Regions from separate parts of the Homo sapiens genome. Here region 1 is linked to region 2. The links are chromatin contacts, found by Hi-C in ENCODE. All regions are on one chromosome and are shown on one strand. The core of a region is the stretch at or near the end of the contact, and the rest is flanking DNA. Distances in the headings are between cores, read along the strand shown. Region 1 holds the start of PHYHIPL (phytanoyl-CoA 2-hydroxylase interacting protein like). Region 2 has its middle 30 kb from the start of TFAM.

Region 1 (4,500 bases), core at 299-2,798, 760 kb after region 2:
CAGAGCCAGGCTTTCGAACACAGAAAATTCACCAGTAAGTACTTTCTTGTCATATCCTTTGACAGGTAATAATTTACCCTCTCCTTGGGGACACCCCTACCTTAAGACAAGAATTCTTTCAAACTTCAAAAACATCCATCTTCATTAATAAGTTCATAATGAAGACTTTTCACTTTAAGATGCCTAATTATCTTTCACAGATATTTATGAAATTTCAATTGTGCCAAGATTTTTCACAGGCTTATTTTACTTTAAGCTGGTCCTTCCATTTATTGAAGCTTCAATTAATTAGACTTCATCATGTTATAGCTAAATGGATGTGACTAGAAAGAGCAGCATACAGACATCTATGTGTAAACTGTTACTTGTTGGTTAACATTTATGTTTGAAATGGAAAATCAATAAAAGGGAACTTATATTAATTTATAAGCACATTAAGAAAAGAGGGGACACTATTTTTGATCCCAAGATAGCAACAAAACTAAAAACTTTTCCAAAGAAGCAAACGGGAACAGAGGTCAATAGGCTGTGACCTCTATTTTATGTTTAAAACGTTTGCACATCCACTAAGTGCACTGCAGAATCTTAAATGCAATTAAAATCAATGGGCATACAAGTTATAGAGTAGCTTGAGGAAGCACAAGTCAATCTTCATTAGCTATTGTAGCAAAGATTCCTTCCAAATCCATGGGAGCAGGTGCTGTTTATACTCCCTTCATTGACGCCCAGAACAATGGCATAGGGTGAGCATTGAATACTTATTTGCTACGCGCATGAATGAATGAAGCTACGCTGCGAAGGCAGACTGCGTGGCTGCTGGTCCCGTGGCTGCTGGCCCCGCAGCATGTCTGCCGCCTTTTCAGCAGGCTTGCTGCATCTCCTCATTCCCTCACCTTTCTGGCAGTAAGGAGTTCCCACGTTTGCCCCGCTTCAGTGTCGTGGACTGGCAAAATGCTGTCTCTAAACCCCTCCACGCCTCAGGTAATCCGCTCATTTCTCACACAGACGCAGCTGTTTCCGAGGAATGTCCGGCCGAGCCCGCAGGGTGCGGGCAGCGAGTATCCTGGGACCTTCAGGGGAGGAGGTGGCTCCCACACCCCAATACCGTACAGAGAGTCCGAAGAGTCCGGGCCCTTATTTTTCCAATTCTTGGTAAACAACAAACATGCTCGCCCTCGCCTCCCCGTGCAGACGCCTCAGGGCCAACTCGGGCTTCGCCAGGCACCGAGAGCAGACAGAAGACGCCAAATGGCTATCACCAGGAGAGAGGGCGAGGCAGCCGCGCGGCGTATAGCGCTCGCCCTTCCCGCGCGCTCGGTCGCCCGACGCCTCACGCGCGAGGTTGCCTTGGCAGTGGCTGGAGGGCAGGTGGGGGCGCGTGCGCGCAGAAGGGCGGGGGAGGGACCACCGCGCGCCAGCAGGTGGGCGCGTTCTCCCGCGCGCGTGCGCGCGTCGAAGCCCTATACATCACGTTCCCCGAGAGCAGCGTCCCCTCCCCGCCGGGAGCGCGCGCCTCCCATCCTCGCGCCGGGTCCTGCTCGGTCTCTCAGAGCCGCACACTCCGCGGAGCTCCTGCCACAGCCGTCGCCTTCGCGGCGGCTCTCCAGCCCCGCGCCTCAGCCTCGGCGCCGCATCACCGCGTCCCAGGCCTCCTTCCCTCCCTCTGCCACTCCCCCTCCCTTTCCCGCTCTTCTTGCCCACCCGGCCGGCAGAGAGAGCCTGGATACGAAGCAGGCGGGCTTCAGAGTGGGTTGGAAAAATGGAGGTGCCGCGCCTGGATCATGCCCTCAACAGCCCCACCAGCCCCTGTGAGGAGGTGATCAAAAACCTCAGCCTGGAGGCCATTCAGCTGTGCGACCGGGACGGTAAGAGCGGCCGGGACCGCGAGGAAAGGGACAGAGTTCGCGCCGAGGCGCCGGGGCCACTCTGGCTCCGCCGACGCCGCTCGCCAGGGCGGCAGGGTCTTTTGTTGTCCCCTCTGTGCAAATAAATGCAGATGTGGGTTACCCTCCGCCCACCGCCCTCCCCTCACCCCAGAAACAAAAGGACCCCGGGGCTCGCGCCTTGGCGCGGAAAGTAGCCGTCCACAACCGTGGCGCCCTTCGCCGCCTTCGCCCGCCTGGCCCGGACGAGGGCGACGTTCCCGCTCGCGGCTCCTGCCCCGACGAGGCGTTTCCGATCTTTGCCGCAGTCCGGATTTCCTGGGTCTCTGGGCACTGAAGGGGAAATGCCCTCGGGATGTTTCTAGCAACCCCCTTCCCCCAACACACACACACTAGTTGGCATTCTCTTCCAGAAACTTATCATTTTCTTTTTTAAACCTCCCATCCTCAGACTCCCCAAATTAACAAGTCTTTTTAGCCTCTTGGATTGGGATTAGGATGACAGTTTTTCAGTGAGGGCGCAGAAAAACAGTGCATTTCAGCACCAAGGACAGACACAATCTTCATGGTTCCTGGGCTCTGAGTCAGACTGTCGAAAATATTGGCCTAATATATGTGCTGTGATTCAGACTTTGTGGCGAGTACGTACCATTGCGTGTTGATATTATATCGTTTATTCTGTTGTTGAAGTTGGCAGGCTCCTGTGGAAGGAAATTGATTGAATACAGGTCTGAGCGTTGAAGACATAAGCTAGTGCTGTGTGCGGTGTGGTTAGTTACAGTGCTTCTGGGTTAGCTGGACTAGTTAGAGTCTGCTACTTTAGTAATGTGGTACAAAACTTCATTTGTAAAGAAATCATTTGATTAGTAATTGGTTGGCCGAATAATTGTAAAATTCTACATCTGACAAAGGAAACACAGTTCACATGTTGTTAAGAGGGCCCCAAATACTTTTGACTGTAAATGAAATTAATGTTTAACTGTATATAGAGGTAATGATTGTAAAACATGTCTTTAACCAAAGTTATGTACAGATACTAATACGCTCACAGTAAGGTCATAAAATTTATCAGCCTAATCCAAATAGGGAGCAGAGGTCTTGTTTCCAAAGTCATTTAAATGGTAATCACTTGGTTACGCATTGCTATTCAGCACGTTTATATCAAGCAAGCACCGAATTTGTTTATTACTAAATTTTATATTTATTAATATAAATTTATATTTAATAATTTTGAAACCAGAATTCAAACTTTTTGAAACCAAAACCACTTTAATTTCTGATACAGGTGTAGTATATGAATAAATAAATACGTTTGCAAAGACAGCTTGTATTTCCTTTATTCTTAGACTGTTTTAGTCACCATGGTAGTAAGTGCACATATTTATGGTATCTAAAAACATTTATCATTTTGGTATTCCATATGTAAGCTTGCATGATTATAGACTGTAAAGATTATTTTTAATAACGCATAGGAAGTCATTTGGATTTTAGTTTAGACTTTTATGAAATGACTTTTTGTAATGTAACCATTGCAAGTTGTAAATATTTTTATTTTCTTAGGGTTGAGAGAAACACAAGACTAATAAAAGTAGACTTCATTTTTATTTATTGCAATGATAAAGCAAAAGCTCATTCTTGTACTCAATGGAATTAGGCATTCATTGTTGCTCTTCAGAACCCAGTAATCTCAATACTTAAAACCGCATTTACCACGTGTTTCAAAGATATTAGGGAAAATTTAAACTTTTTAATGAAGTTCACAGAGTTAAGAGAGTGCAAAAAATAATGCTGTATTTACTGTGATCCCCTAGAGGAGTAGCTATTTTATTCTGGTATTATTTTTTAGTTGTTTCTTTTCAAATTAGGAATCCCACAAAATGAACAAATTATGTAACATTTAATTTTGGGGAGGGTGCTGGCACTAAGTAACATCTATGAAAATTACTATTTGCAGACTTCCAAGTAATTTACATAGACTAATTAAATAGGGTTTTATTTTATAAAATAGTATACACCAACAAATACAAAGAGCTAACTCTTCTACTAGAAGATGTATAAAATTTGGAAATACTTTGTTTAGAGATGTTGTTAAATGCTTAACTTATTTTGTTATCCTATCTTACATGTCAATTCCAAAAATATTAACTTGGTTGGCTTCAAAGGGATAATTTAGGGGGAATAATGTCGTTTGTTTTTAATAGAACAGCATATGAAATGTTGCATTAAATTTGTCAAACAGACCTTACTTAGCATCATTTTGTATTGAGAGATTTTCAGCTAGTTGCTTTTTACTCCCTTTGCTTCCCTCCTTTCACTTTCTTTCCACTCAAGTCTCGTTATTTTACTTCTGTAACTATGTAACATAGAAAAGGATGTGGCAGAATATGGGACAGAAGATCTATTTTGTGTTTAAGTACCTAATAAGAGCTATATTTCATAATTTATGATAGAATACATTTATTTTGTTTGCTCTTTTCTCACTTTCTTTTAATCTACTGTTAATTTGGTGATGAAAAAAAATGAGAGAAACATTAATTCCCTGGAAGTGGAATAAAATAGAATAGGGGAAAGTATAGTTATGTTCTCCAATCAGAGATATTTTTAATTTTATAATGTT
Region 2 (4,156 bases), core at 760-3,259:
CCCAGTGAGAAAGCAAACAGTGGAGAGGGAGAGTGTGATGCACTTCCCCCAGGCCATGCAGAGGGCAGCATGCTCTGATCTCTGCCTTGCCTTATTTGCAAATACCTTTCCCTAGTACTAGAAGATTGAAGAGAAAGGTAGGAATGGTAACAGCTCTGGCACCTGGAAACTGCAGGTTGATCTGTACAAGCACAATATAAGTAGTTTTTGCTGAGCATCTCCAGCTTGTCATATTTTAGTTACTACTCTAGCCTCAAACTTGAATGGTTTGATACTGTTTGCCAAAGAGTTTGCAAATATTTAGAGGTTCTCAGAGATGGTGGTCTTGGGATGGAGACAATTCTCAGAAAAGAGTGCTGCAATTCCGGACATGATGGCCTTTGCTCATTAATCTACTTGGCTTCTCTAGCATGAATCCCATTAGGAATCAGAGTGAGATTGAGGGGCTATCGGAAATTAAGCCGGGCCCGGTGGCTCACGCCTGTAATCCCAGCACTTTGGGAGGCCGAGGCGGGCGGATCACCTGAGGTTGGGAGTTCGAGACCACCCTGACCAACATGGAGAAACCCCGTCTCTACTAAAAATACAAAATTAGCCAAGTGTGGTGGCACATGCCTGTAATCCCAGCTGTTCAGGAGGCTAAGGCAGGAGAATTGCTTGAACCCAGTAGGCGGAGTTTGCGGTGAGCTGGAGATCGCGCCGTTGCACTCCAGCCTCGGCAACAAGAGCGAAACTCCGTCTGAAAAAAAAAAGAAATTACTAGGCCCAGAGACCCATGAATATTTAAATCCTGCCAAAGAATAAATAGAAAAGGAAGGCATATACTGAAGGAAGGTTAGCAAAGGGAAACAAACTAACACAATAAATGTGCTTTTGACTTCCAACCCCAATAGAGACAACTCACATAAATTTGTCTACAGTGAAGCCTCTTCTAACCCACCTTCCTCCATCCAAAGATCCCAAGCCACAGTTCCAATTGGCCACAAAATGACCATGGGGGATAAAGGGGGAATAGAAAGATGTGACTGTGACTTAAACTTCTGTGAACATAGACCCTGGACCTTACCACTTTAGCAGCTTGGAAGGAAGATGAGAGAACACTCCTGTGGATGTGATATTGAGGGAAAGTGTGTTGCAAGCAGAGGAAAACGTAAGTGCACTGAGGCAGGAGCATGCTTGGCATGCCCAAGGGTCATCTCCTGATTCTTGGCTTTTATTTACTGTTTAATCTGTAACTCTGACAAGTGTTTTGTGTATCAACTGACAGCTAGAGATGTGATACTTTTAAACATTGTGACTTTCATTCCTTGGCTGTACTGGGCAATATTATATTCAGAAACAGAAACTTTGTTTGTTGACATAAAGTTATTCCCTACTGGCACTTAACATTCTGAAAATCAGTGATGTCACTCTTTTCCTAATCAACATTTATGATGGTGGTATGGTTGGGGGGACCTTGTAAAGACAGATTATAAAGAGAAGTGATATGAATAATACTGGCAATAAATTAAACGCTTTTATTGGAAGACTTCATTTGGATTCATAGTTTGTACAAATGATTCATAATTTACCATGTGCTTTCTGATCATTCCATGAACCATGAGGAATGCTTAAGACTGCCCCCACTCTGATTGTGGAAGAAAAGATAAGCTATACCTAGAGGTCTAAGTTAATAGCACCTCGGTAAAACTTGATCTGTATGGCAGTTGACCCAATCATTTGGAAGTAGTTTTGGTGCCCAGTTTGGTGGATTTTTCCTGGTTTCCATGAGGTTCAGACATCTAGAGCTATTTATCCCAGGAAACTACAGCTAGATTCATTCTCTTATGAGGCTGTTTTCACATTTCTCAAAAGTAGTTTATTCCACAAACATCAGAGGGCAGCATTTGATAGGGATTCCAAAAAGACAGAAAAGCTTGTCCACATCGGACCTGCTTGCATGCTCCACTGGGCTATGCTTTTCTCTCTCCTCTTTCCTGGTTCCATTTCTGTTTTCAAGCCAGGAAATGCCTTCACCTGTGGCTTTCCAGAAACCACTGCTCCCTTCTTCCTCATGGGACACGGTGAACTGGCTGAGGTACATGGTAGATTAGTGCTCCGCCTCCCTTCTCCCTCCTTCTTGGATGCTTTCTTGTACTACACAGGCTGGAAAGCCAAAAATTCCATGTCCTGATTTTCTTATAGTGAAGGTTCCAGATGTGGGAACCTCAGTCCATGATGAAGATCTGACAAAATCTCAGCCAACCCAACGGGGAGCTCCAGAGCAAAGATTGCTCATTAAAGAAACCCACAGAAATGGCCAGGCCCTAGTGTCCTTACTGTGCTCAGTCACTGGGTGGGGGTTACCTTGGAAGAATGCAGATTCGGCTTGAAAGTGAAGGCAGATCATGAATTCATTAACAGCTGAGGCTGCCAGCAAGTTCTTCCTTCAAGGGTGTTATGAGCAGTAAACCTCCATGGTTGCCACAATCCACCCTTGTGCTGTGTGGCTTCGTATCACCATATACACTTGCAGAGCAGCTTCTTTGGGGTCCCAGTGAGCCTCTCTTCCTAAGGGGAAACTGAGAAGAGGGAGCTTAGGGGCTCCAATTGGTATTCACTATCCCCACCTTCCCCACCCAATGTCCATTCTAAATTCCCTGCTTCCTCAGCTACCACCTCCGTGGCTTACCTACTGAGCTGACTCTAACTCCCATTCCTGAGGGGTCTGGACCCCTGATAATCACACTTTTCTCAGATCAGGATGGCTGCACTTGTCCATTCACAGTCACATCTGGATAAAGGAGTAACAGGAAGTGCCCCTGCAGATCACCTGAGTTCTGTAAATGTTCCTCTCAATTGTATAAGAAAGAGGTGTAAGCCTCACCTTTTTCTGCTGGTCAGGGCCAATGACACCTTTCAGGACAATGACTCCTGTTCTTGCCTGCTGGTCCTGAATATAAAGAGCCAAAGTGCCCAGAGGGCAGCTGAGGCTGGTAGTTTAATGGAAATCTTGCTGTGTCCCTTGGCAAGGGTGTGTCCCCTTTTGGAACTGGGACCTCTAATCCTGCAGAGCCCAGAGTTAAAGGGACAAAAAGAAAAGCCCCCTAGTGGGTCATTGAAAATGATGTTAGGTAGGGCCACTTGTGCTTCTATACCTTGGTTCCTACTGGAGACCCAGCAGCATATGGAGGTGTCTGATTCAGTATGTATACTTCATCCTATTGGATGCCTATGAGTTAGTGTTTCAGCTGTGCCTTTTTCAGAGTGTTGCCTGTGAGTTAGTGTTTCAGTTGTTTCTTTCCAGCAAATCATTTCATTACTCTAATAGGCTGGTAGTGTCTGGATGGGGCAGTATGTGATATGACCATTGGGTCTCCTGGTTATGGCTCTCACTCTCATACCTCCTTCTCTCCCATACCTTCAGTGGGTTCTCTGATCAGATGCTGTATTGTCTAGGATTCTATGACTATGGATCAGGCATTCCATAGCCAGACCCTCCAAATCTGATAAAATCCCATGCAGCTATCTTCTACTGTGATGCAGTAACAGAGAGACCCAATTAATTAATTTTATTGATGTAGATCCTGTAAAAATACAACTTAAGAGTGCAATTGGTACAAAGATAGAAACAAATCTACACATACTAGTCACCTAACTTATGACAAAAATGACACTGCTGTGCAGTGAGTGGTAATAGATGATTATGTTAATAAATGGTGCTGGTTGGGCAGGTGGTATGGCCCACACCTGTAATCCCAGCACTGTGGGAGGCCAAGGTGGGAGTATCACTTGAGGCCAGGAGTTTGAGATCAGCCCAGGGAACAAAGTGAGACCCTATGTCTACCAAAAAATGTTTAAAAATTAGATGGACATGGTGGCACACACTTGTAATACCAGCTACTTGAGACTGCAGTGAGCTATGATCATGCCACTGCACTCCAGCCTGGGAAACACAGTGAAACCTTGTCTCTAAAAAATAAATGCATACATACATACATACATACATAAAAATAAATTATGCTGGGCTGGGAGCAGTGGCTCATGCCTGTAATCCCAGCACTTTGTGAGGCCAAGGCAGGTGGATCACCTGAGGTCAGGAGTTCAAGACCAGCCTGACCAACATGGCGAAACCGCGTCTCTACTGAAAATACAAAAATTAGCCGGGCGTGGTGGT

What was found. A loop is a pair of places that touch in the nucleus more often than their neighbours do. Pooled maps may share reads with other maps.
Region 1: a loop to region 2 is called in a map of mammary epithelial cell, with 9 times the contacts of the local background. The contact joins the promoter of PHYHIPL here to the enhancer-like site in region 2. A Hi-C loop is called at or near these places in 6 of 168 maps with a recorded cell type or tissue (Caco-2, Calu3, IMR-90 and 3 more) and 5 of 50 pooled maps.

Annotation. Positions count from the first base shown.
Region 1 is chr10:59,175,095-59,179,594 of GRCh38, forward strand. It overlaps PHYHIPL (phytanoyl-CoA 2-hydroxylase interacting protein like), which reads left to right and starts at 1,549. Exons shown (of 5, transcript NM_032439.4): 1 at 1,549-1,865. The coding sequence starts at 1,760. It overlaps CCEPR (cervical carcinoma expressed PCNA regulatory lncRNA), which reads right to left and starts at 1,370. Exons shown (of 1, transcript NR_131782.1): 1 at 1-1,370.
Region 2 is chr10:58,412,847-58,417,002 of GRCh38, forward strand. No RefSeq gene overlaps it. Among named protein-coding and RNA genes, the nearest start is that of TFAM, 30 kb to the left of the region's middle. Within about 2 kb of position 2,010, at least 2 of the 41 ENCODE cell types and tissues checked have a DNase peak (open chromatin) inside an H3K27ac peak, as active enhancers do.